Regions from separate parts of the Homo sapiens genome. Here region 1 is linked to region 2. Evidence: read pairs that join two places in POLR2A ChIA-PET (ENCODE). Cell type or tissue: MCF 10A. All regions are shown on one strand. Links, peaks and the distances in the headings refer to the core of each region. The heading gives the core; the rest is flanking DNA.

Region 1 (5,379 bases), core at 196-5,195, 180 kb after region 2:
TGGTTGAACTAGTTTACAGTCCCACCAACGTGTAAAAGTGTTCCTATTTCTCCACATCCTCTCCAGCACCTGTTGTTTCCTGACTTTTTAAATGATTGTCATTCTAACTGTTGTGAGATGGTATCTCACTGTGGTTTTGATTTGCATTTCTCTGATGGCCAGTGATGGTGAGCATTTTTTCATGTGTCTTTTGGCTGCATAAATGTCTTCTTTTGAGAAGTGTCTGTTCATATCCTTAACCCACTTGTTGATGGGAAACAAATTTACAAGAATGTGTGTTATCTTAAGCTGCTAATTTTTGGAGTAATTTGTTACACAGCAATAGCTAGCTAATAGATAACAAGGCCCCCAGATGAGTCTGTTGCATACTTAAGTGTGAATACCATTGGGATAGATGACAACTAAGCTTTTTTCAAGCTCAAAAATTTTGGAATTTTGTGGCCAATGTTGGAAATTAAAATGCAAGCAAGAGGCTGGACGCGGTGTCTCACACCTGTAATCCCAGCACTTTAGGAGGCTGAGGTGGGTCGACTGCCTGAGGTCAGGAGTTGAGACCAGCCTGAGCAACATGGTGAAACCCTGTCTCTACTAAAAAATACAAAAATTAGCCAGGCGTAGTGGTGGGTGCCTGTAATCCCAGCTACTTGGGAGGCTGAGACAGGAGAATCACTTGAAACCGGAAGGCAGAGGTTGCAGTGACCCGAGACCAGGCCATTGCACTCCAGCCTGAGCAACAAAAGGGAAACTCCCATCTCAAAAAAAAAAAAAAAAAAAAAAGCAAAAAAAAGCAAAAAAAAAAAATACAAGCAAGAGATGGCTCCTATCCTTGCACCAGAAGTGGGGTGGGCATTAGCCCCTGGAGAACTTGTTGCAGGCCTGGCCATCAAAATTCAAGGAAAAATTGGCAGAGCTGGAGAAATTCCAGAGAAGGGCAACTGAGAGAAGTTGCAGCTGAGTCCCTACCTGCCCATCGATTCTAAGACAAACAGGACTCTATTGTTGGAAATGCTCAGAGATGATGTTGCCAAAGTCTACAAAATCACAAGGCACATGGTTAGGACTGTGGACTTATTACCCAAGTTCAGGAAAAGAAGAGTTAATGGCAGCAAATGTAGTGGATGTGGTGGAAAGGACCCAGGCTTCAGAGTCAGACGAACTAGGCTCTGCTTCGTAGAAGCCAGTCACTTGGGGGAAAATTCTGTCAACTCTGATTTAATCATCATCTTCACCTGGAGAAATGGGGATAAGAATATTCACTTAGTAGCCCTAAAATGAGAATTCACTTTGCTGTGTTTAAAGAGCATGCCACAAACACATTTTCAAGTAGTGATTACTGTCATGAGAAATGAATGCAATAAAGGGTGGCCTTTTTGTGAGCATCCCTTCGTACATGTCATCTGTGCTTTCATATCTTTAGAGGTAACCTGAGCTGAACCTTCAACTAGAGTCTATGTGGGTTTAAATGAACTTGGGAGTTAGTTTATAATGGGCTATAAGGTAAATGACAGGTGTTTGAGTAGTACCATATATTTTAGAGATCGATTTTGCAGAAATTAAACATCCCATCCTTGGGCACACAGTCCTTGGTACATTAGGACAAGGATTCATGGGGCAAAATCCTGAACCAGTGGATCATCAGAATCCCCAAGGCAGCATCAGGATTTTCAATGATCCTTCAGGCAGATGACAGTGCAGAGGGAAGGATGACATGATAGCATATCAAAACCAAGGGATGAATTTGCTGCTTCAGGCCAGTGTGTCCAGCCAGAGCTTCTGGGTAGCGACTTTTTCTTCCATTCAAAACTTGGGTTGGAACTGGAGAGTAATTCTTCTAATAATCTACACCCACTGGCAGCTATTTTCCTTGAATATAAACTCCTTCTTGCATGTTACAAATATTCCAAAAAATCTGCCCATAGTTGCAAACAACTCCCTTCCCTTAGAAACTATTACAGATTTAAATAAGTAATCACTCCAGAAAGTAGATAATTCATCCCATTTTCCATTTGTGACCCACCTTGCAGCTGTCCCCCTGACATGCCTTAGTTGTTTTCTGTCACAACCCTATTGTTTGGGAAAATATTCTCATCTGGTTACACGACTGTTGAAACTTGCCTGTAAAATGATGAGCCACTTGCGGCAATGCCACAGCCTAGGGAATTAGTTGCTATTAAAATCGTGTTCAAACCAGGGCGTTGCCAAGGTGCCGACGTCTTGGGAAGCTGCCTGGAGGGCTTTGGCTCTCTAACAAAGACTTGAAGATGGCAGAATCTCAGTGGGGTTTCTAAATCATGGACAGGCAGACAATTTGAGGCCACAATCGCCTGGAGACCACTCTAAAAGCCTTAGTGAGTGAAACCTCCTGGGTTTTAAAAGCTTTTAATTCACAAGAGCCAGATGTGGCCAATGTGGGCAGGTAAAGTAGGGAAGCTTTGAGCTGAGAACCAAAGCCAGAAAAAAGAAAGGTGAAGAAAAGCATGTCATTGACCCATTTTTCACTTTCTCCATCATATGCAGCTATTCATAAACCCAGAACACTTATCCAAATAGCAATTAATACACAGACTAGCATGTTCCTGCTTGTACCTGAAAGTTGTAAATGGCAGTAAAGTCAGCCGTGTGTAAATGGTGTAGTGACGTGTGTGAGACATACCAGCACAAGACATGCCCACACTTTTCATTTTTTGTCAAGTCTGGATTAGCCTGAGAGAGGGGACTGTAGGCGTGAATCATACAGCCAAGGACCTGGAGTCTCTCCTTTTGTGTTAGTGTGGGATGTATCAGAATAATGGTCCTCGCAGCAGGCTGGTGCTTCCAGTGGCATTTTTCTCAGGCTAATGTTAAAGTTAATTTGCATTCCCTGATCCCACCCAGACTCTTCTTTCCAGGGTCAGTGAGGTGGAAGGGGGAGTGGGTTGAAGCTGTCAAGAAGCTCTGTAGACTTGTCCTTGTATAAGTGGTCTTCACATTTTTCTTTTACTGTCATACTTTCTAAAAGAATTTTGAAAACCTATATGCATTTGCACATTTTTAAGTTGACATCTATAATATTTCATCATTAAGCAGCTGCAAATCATGTAATTTATGGTACATTGCCCATATTAATTTTTAAAATTAAACTGACATATGATTATTGTAAATGTATCCAGTGGGATGTAAATATTCTACACCTCAATTCCCACCATAGTCTTATGAAGTACTGTATGTATGCAAATCTATGTTAGCTGACAAACATTTAACATTGTTGCTTGCTCTTCTTAAATTTCGACTTTCATTTCATTCCACATACTGTATTTTAACCTAGTATATCATTTTAACCTATTTTAAAGAAACTTATTACTCAATATCTTTTCCGCAGCAAAACTAAGACTACATTGAAGGTTTTATTTATTTTTATTTCCAGTGAAATAGGTGTTCAATTTATCTGATAATCTTTTGGTAAAAGCAAACAAAAAGGAGTCTAGATAAGTGTTCACAATAATATAAAACACTTCTCACTTCTTATGTGTTATTTTTACTTTAAAAAAGGTAACGTTGGTTTGTTTTTTAAGTTAAACATGAAACTTATCACCTCCTTTTCCTTGAAATACAGAACATGCAAATGAGACATGGACCAAGACCAAATGAATGAGAGTTATCTCCAAGCTCTTTCCCTTTGCAAAAAAATAAAGAAAATGCAGAGAGAGCACACTTCCTAGGAAATGAATATTTCCCAGCATGATTTTTATGAATGCTGAGCATTCTAAATCTACAGGAGGGAGACAGAGAGAGAGAGATGTTGGAGCCTTGCCCTGTGTGTATTGGTTAGAGAGGAGACAGGCCCAGCTGCTTCTATTACTTCTCACCTGCACTCTCTGCTGTATTCTAACAGGATTTGCTGTCAGAAGTAAGGCATTCCTTGATAATATTTGCTCCAGAGAAGTGGTTAAGTGAAAAGTGTCACTCCTCCCTCCTGTAACACTCTACAATACATCTGAATTTATAACATCCCTATGTGTAAAGCCACACCTCCCTAAAAGCCACACTTTTCTCTTAATGAAAATATGTACTAGGCAGGAGAAGATATAAAGCCCAGTAACAAATAAAGGAGGTTTCATAAATACTAATATTTGAAATTGTCCCCTTCTTTGGAACCCAGGAGGATTTTTCACTCTGGGGCAAAATCCTATAATAAAATTGGGATGGATGATAGGTGCCCTCTTTCCTTTGTAAAGTAAGAGAAGGGCAGTGCAACCTCTGTTCAAATGCGAAAAAAAAAAAAAGGAAAACAAAACAAAACAAACGAACAAACAAAAGTCCAACTCCAAAGGCCTGCATGAACATGCTTGCCACCTGAAACAGATGAAGTGTAGCTTCTGTCTCGCCGTATTTCACTTCTGCCTTTTGCATCTCATGTGGATATGTCTGATTGGCAGAGCCTAAATCTCATGCAGAACTCTAGCTGTATTGGGTCTGGCAAATACAGACTTTCCCTTCCAGCCTCTGCATTATAAGAAAGCATTGAGAAGATTGGCATGGATATTGAACAATCCAATCCTCACTCTCCATGCAGCTGGAAAAGCCTATAAAGTGACGGCGAGACCTTGAAAGATGGAAAGGTTTAAATGGCCATCTCTAACTCAGCAAGAGATGAATTGAACTTATTGTCTCCGCCCCTGTTTTCCAAACACCTAATCATGTACCAACCCTATTCTTCACCTATGCTTCACATTTCAGTGATGACACCAGTATTTACTCAAGAAATCTGAATATCTGTTTTTGTTCTTTCTCCTTCCTCCCACTCCATTGTATCAATTCTATCCACTCAGATCTCTTATATCTTGTTCCTCCTCTCCTTCCTCATTGCCAATGTCTTATTTAAAGCCTTCATCCTCTCTCATCTGGACATTTGTACTTACTCTCTCACTTGCCTCCCTGCCACCAGTCTCTGAGCTCCATAGTACTGCCAAAGTAATATTATGAAAACATAAATTGATTAAATAATTCAATGATTTTTCCATCTCCTTAAGCAACAGTTCTCAGCCCTGGCTGCACATTAGAGTCCCCTGGGGAGCTTTTAAGGTCCCAACGTCCAAGCCATTTGCCAGTTCAATTCAATCAGAATCTCTGGGTAGGACCCAAACATAAATATTTTTAAAACTCCCCCACCAATGCTCAGCCAAGGTTAAGAACTGCCGTTGCATGCAGGCCATTCTCAGTCCAGCTTCAGAGTCACAGGCTGTCATTCCCCACATGTAAACTCCAACCACACCAAATATCTTTCAGTTCCCAGACATGTTCTGCCCCTCACCTCTCTGGCTTTGCATGGCATGCTTCCTGCCACTGCCTGGAACTCCCTTTCTCCTCCTTTGACCTGGAAAACTCCTACATATCCATGAG
Region 2 (5,379 bases), core at 301-5,300:
CATAATCACTGGCTAAATGAATTCATAAATGAATGAATGAGGTAGCTAAATCTGACCCAGGTTCCAGTACTGCAGAACACGAGGCCAAGGAGTGAAGAGGAAGGAGGAGAAACAAATATTATTGTATTTCCAAGGCACAAGCCCAGCTGTCTGGAAAGCTTGTAAATAGATACAGTTTGCATCAGACACTCTTCCACCTGCCCACTGTAGATACTGGAGATTATCTCACTGATCCTAAACCCAGGAGTCACTGAGGCTGTCTACACCTAAATGCCCCCTGCTAGGAATGCCCATCTTCTCAGTGCTGGGATCTTAGCTCCATGTTTTTGGAAAGCAGATAGAGTGAGGATCAGGGTAAGATGCAAGATTTGAACAGCCATTTACCCCTCAGAGATGTCTGCAACTCTAACAGTTGCTTGTTTCCCCAAATGAATCTCTAATTCATGTGACAAAGTGAAATAAGTGTATTCCAGCTATGTGGTCATGATGGACTAGGACTGAAAACCTTTGCCCAGGCTCACCTTCCTGAGGTCCATCCTTGGGGTCTTCATTCATTCACTCATTCCTTCAGCAAAGTTTATGGACTGCCTACTTTTGTTTCAGGCTCTGTCTACCTACTTCTGTTTCAGGCCCTGGAGAGGCAGGAGTGAACAAGACACTATAGCCATGCTCCCATGGAGTTTTCATTCTAGGCAAGTGGACAAATAATAATAAAAGAAAACACATGGACAGGATATATACAGAGTGACACATGCTACTTAAAAGAACAACAAAACAGGGAGAAGTGAGAGGCAGCAGCCTTCCCTTCCTCTCACTAAAAAAAAAAATCAAAGCATGGATTCCTTTTTATTGCTCCTCCCGTGTTTTTTGTTTGTTTGCTTGTTTGTTTTTTTTAGATGGAGTTTCGCTCTTGTTGCCCAGGCTGGAGTGCAATGGTGCGATCTTGGCTCGTTGCAACCTCTGCCTCCTGGGTTCAAGCGATTCTGCTGCCTCAGCCTCCGGAGTAGCTGGGATTACAGGTGCGTACCACAACGCCCGGCTAATTTTTTGTATTTTTAGTAGAGATGGGGTTTCACCATGTTGGCCAGGCTGGTCTCGAACTCCTGACCTCAGGTGATCCACCCACCTCAGCCTCGCAAAGTGCTGGGATTACAGGCTTGAGCCACCGTGCCCAGCTGCTCCTCCCATGTTTTTGTCTTCCCTACCACCTCTGATGAACCCACAGTTTTTTTTTTTTTTTGGTTGGTTGTTTGTTTGAAGCTTCTGTTTTTTTTGAGCTTCCTCTCTTGGTAGCTGAGTCTCTCCACTCAGGGGGGAAAGGAGTGAGTATATGGAGATGTCGAAATATTTGTAGAAATGTCTTAACCTGCAATGATAACTGCCATCACACTATCTGATTCCTTAGTGGTTCACTCACACACACTCCAGCAAAGTTGTTTCTCTATGTGAGTTTTAAGGCTCTGCTTATCAGTGGACTCATCTTTGCCTCCCTATTAATTTCAGCATAGAAAAAGAAGTTTTCCCACAGGTAACCTTTGGAAACAAAGGCAGAGCTTGAGCAGTGATCGAGGCAATGATTAAGCAGTCAGAAATAAAACGTGAGCTTGCATTCACCTCTGCCGGTGGCGGCCTGAGCTTCTTCCTGTAGACTGTTGACAAAGAAACTTGAGAAGGCAAAAAAGCCTTTTCAATAGCAAGAGGACACTGTGAAGTGCAGGGAGGACCATATTATGTTGATGATGGATGAGTGGATCCCTCTCCACTGAATGTGCCAGGCTGGAGCCCATCCATTAGAGAGAGCTTAATCTGCCCAGAGATCTCAGCAGCTCCGGCTGCTGAAAGATAAGCCTCCTCTTCCTGCCTCCTCAGAGGGCTGTTCTCCTGAAGAAGCTACCTGGCGTCTGTGTAGTGTTCAGAAACTGCAGGAGTGATTGCTTCTCCTCCTCTCTGGCTGGCAGCCCTTGGGGTGCGAAGCATGAATCCAACCTGGAGCTATCTTGCTGCAAGCTTCCCTGTTGTCCTGGTCACAAGAGTCCTCAGTTGTTCTCAAAATCGTGGAAGAAAAAGTCTTTTATACTTGAAAACTCATAGTGAGGAGAGCTTAAACTTTCTCCCTGTGCAGAAAAGAAAAAAATGCATCCTATTTTTAAATGGGTTTCCTCATAGAATCTTCTGATGTGTTAATTCCAGGTCTTGGTCTACAGCTTGAAAATAAAAATACCAACAAATCAGTGTCCCTTGTGAAGGACTTCTCTCCATCTATGCCATACCTCTGTCTGTCCCTGTCTCTGTCTCTGTTCTCTCTCTCACATGTCTCCTCCCCACCCACCCTGTGTTTTGTTTTGCTTGTTTTGTTTTGAGACAGGGTCTCTGTCACCCAGGTGTTGTGCATTGGCTCTGTCACAGCTCACTGCAGCCTCAACTTCCTGGGCTGAAGTGATCCTCCTGCCTCAGCCTCCCAAGTAGCTGGGACTACAGGTGTGTGCCACCACACTCAGCTAATTTCTTCTATTTATTATTATTATTTTTTTTGTAAAGACGGGGTCTCACTATGTTGCCTAAGCTGGTTTCAAACTCCTGGGCTCAAGCAATCCTCCCATCTCGGCCTCCCAAAGCGCTGGAACTACAGGCCTGAGCCACTGTGCCTGGCCTCCTCTCTGTGTTGAACTCACTGTATTTCTGCCCATTCAATTCCATGTATTGTCCCCCTCCTCTCTGCTCCCCCCATCCCTGCCCACACTTTCAACATCTCCCACTAGTGCCATCAGCCTCCTAACAAGCATTCATCTCTGTGCTTTTATATGTGTTTTTTTTAAAGTCTATCCTCCTCACTGTCTTGGCTTATTATTATGTTGGTCAGCAGCTCCTTATTACCTACAGTACAGGGTCCAAACATCTTAACATGACATAAGCAACACCTATCTACTCGTTTCTTTCTGCTTCCTGCACATACTCTTCTCACAGCTGAAGCATTCTATTTAAAGGATCTCAAATGCTGAAGTGCAGTCTCCAGTTGTTGCACATGCTATGTCCTTTGCTCTTCTTTCTAGGTGAGCTTCCATTCAACCTTCAAGGCCCAGATTAGAAACTTTGGAACTTTGAGAAACACATTAGGCTTCTGATTGTGTTGCTATTGTAATATTGTATTGCTTATCTATTTCAACATAATGAATTGCATACAAATTTAGTGGCTTAAAACAACAAACATTTATTAGCTCACAGTTTCTGTAGTCAGGAATCTGGGAGTGGTTTAGCTGGTGGTTCTGGCTTACAGTATCCCATGAGGTTGTAAGTGGAATAACAGCAGGAACTGCAGTCATCCAAAGGCTTGACTGGTACTAGAGGATCCACTTCCAAGCTCACTAATGTGGCTTAGCAAGAGACCTCAGTTCCTTGCTTGGCTGTTGACTGGAAGCCTCAGTTCCCTACCAATTGGGACTTTTCTCATGACAGGGCAGTCATCTTCCCCAGAGAGAGTGACCCAAGAGAGAGAGGCAGGAACCACCATGTCTTTCAGGACCTAGATTTGGAAGTGCCATGTCGTCACTTTTACCATATTCGATTGGTCCAACAAACAATGGGGTAGGAGACCACACAGTGTGAATACCAGGAGGCCAGGATCATCACTCAAAATTCATAAGACCCAGGCTTAAATTTTGGTTCCACCACTTATTTGCTGGCTGACCATAGGTAAGTTATTTAACCTCTCTGAGCCCTGATTTCCACATCTGTAAAATCTGAATGATAGGATTGACCTGACAGGGTTGACGTTGAACCTAAAAAGGTGATTTACCTTAAGCACTTGGCATGTAGTGAGCATTTAATAAATGTTAGCAATTATTATGTTGATAACAGTTCACAGACTCCCTGGGCCAGTAGCCCCAGGGGTACTCCTATACAGTCCTGTAATGCTCTTATCTTACATTACTCTCCACCTGGGTACTTACTCTTAGATTCAGAAGTGTTTAGACCTTCAAATATAGGGCCTCTATGTCCATGTCTTTCATGAACTGTTTTTCTTTGCACAATCTCAGGCTTCTCTAACAATATTAAGCTTCAATCCCATTCCTTCAGATCCCAAAGATGTGAATGAGATTGTATTTGCATCCTTAAATTAAAACTCCAAGTTTAGCTTGTTTGTTAACTCCATCCCACATGTGGTCATCTGCTTCAGACCTTGGGGCCTCATCCCCATTGGAATTGTTTTTGTGTCATTTTCGTTCATCAGCTGTGAGTGGTTGCTCCTTGTTAGGGCCTAGGCTCGGTGCCAGGGTTGCCAAGATAAAGAAGACAGGAACATAGCCCTTTAGAACCTTAGTGTTGTTTCATATCATCATTTTTCTATTTTCTCTGGATGTCTTTCTTCTCAATCTTGCTTGAAATGCAGTTTTATTACTAACAACCACCAATTCTTGAGCACTAGCTTCATGTCAGAGTATGTTCATGTCATCCCTCTGCCATTCCTGCAAAGTGGGTATTACCGTTCTCCCCATCCCTTCTCCATCTTGGAAACAGAAGGCTCCTCATTTATTACAGAGGTTTCTGACTCTGGATCTTGAGCCCTTTCCAAAATGACAAGTTGCCAATGTAAATATTTTTTAAATTTAGTTTTATCCCTAGAATGTGATCACCCTACTGCAGATTGGCACATCACTCGCAGTAATGTCCCTGGTCCCTGGGAGACATGCACGCCAGTCTGCCGGTGTTTGTCCAAAGGGTGACAGGGCCCCTTCAGATCTTTGGTTTCCACAGTAACTATGCAGCCAGCCATTCACTCCCGGCTCCAGTCCACTTTCCAACAGAGAAGAAATGAGCATATTAATTGAAACCCTAACCCCTTCAGTTTTCTACTTAGGACTTCAAAGTTACCAGAAAGTCCGCCCAGATCTCATTTGCCCGAATAATTCTTTCGCAGGGTGGTCCCCACCCCCACCCATGTCCACTCCCTGCCTTCCTTTGCTCTACTCTGTGCTCTGGGAGCCTGGCCCCTCTGAAGCATCACCACAGCTTTTTTGCCCTCTGGTTCCCTTTGGGTTCAGACAAAGGGAGGCACTGGCTAGAGATCAAAGGGCAGCAGGAGAAGGAGACTGAAGTATTTCTTCTTTCCTGATTCCTCTCTACTTCCGCACCATGTTTCAGGCGATAGTTGTGTCCCTGGTGGCCATAGCTCCTGCCAGGGTGGGTAGGAGGGAGGTACCTCCTCTGAGTCTCTAGCTCTTACTTGGCCCAGAAACAATCTTTCTTCCCCTTGTCCTTTCATGCCTAGGGGTGCTAATGCCTTCCAGATGATGCAAATTATGCCCTATACTAGGCTATTGTCTCAGTTCCATGAAATTGCAAAATACATTATTGACTGTCATGGTTTTCTCCACACTACTT

The links. ChIA-PET counts read pairs that join two places held together with the same protein. Peaks named below come from ENCODE experiments on the same cell type or tissue, not always from the same donor. Only the 100,000 strongest peaks of a DNase experiment are listed, where the experiment ranks them.
Region 1: POLR2A ChIA-PET joins it to region 2 with 5 read pairs; 5 of 35 experiments call an interaction of 5 or more read pairs at or near these places.

Annotation. Positions count from the first base shown.
Region 1 is chr11:13,158,301-13,163,679 of GRCh38, forward strand. No RefSeq gene overlaps it. Among named protein-coding and RNA genes, the nearest start is that of BMAL1, 120 kb to the right of the region's middle. In MCF 10A, for the core only: no CTCF peak of the experiment used is centred there; DNase peaks (open chromatin) are centred at 2,201 and 2,671.
Region 2 is chr11:12,978,796-12,984,174 of GRCh38, forward strand. LINC00958 (long intergenic non-protein coding RNA 958) reads right to left here. Exons shown (of 2, transcript NR_038904.1): 2 at 739-2,204. Among named protein-coding and RNA genes, the nearest start is that of LINC00958, 8.1 kb to the right of the region's middle. In MCF 10A, for the core only: no CTCF peak of the experiment used is centred there; no DNase peak of the experiment used is centred there.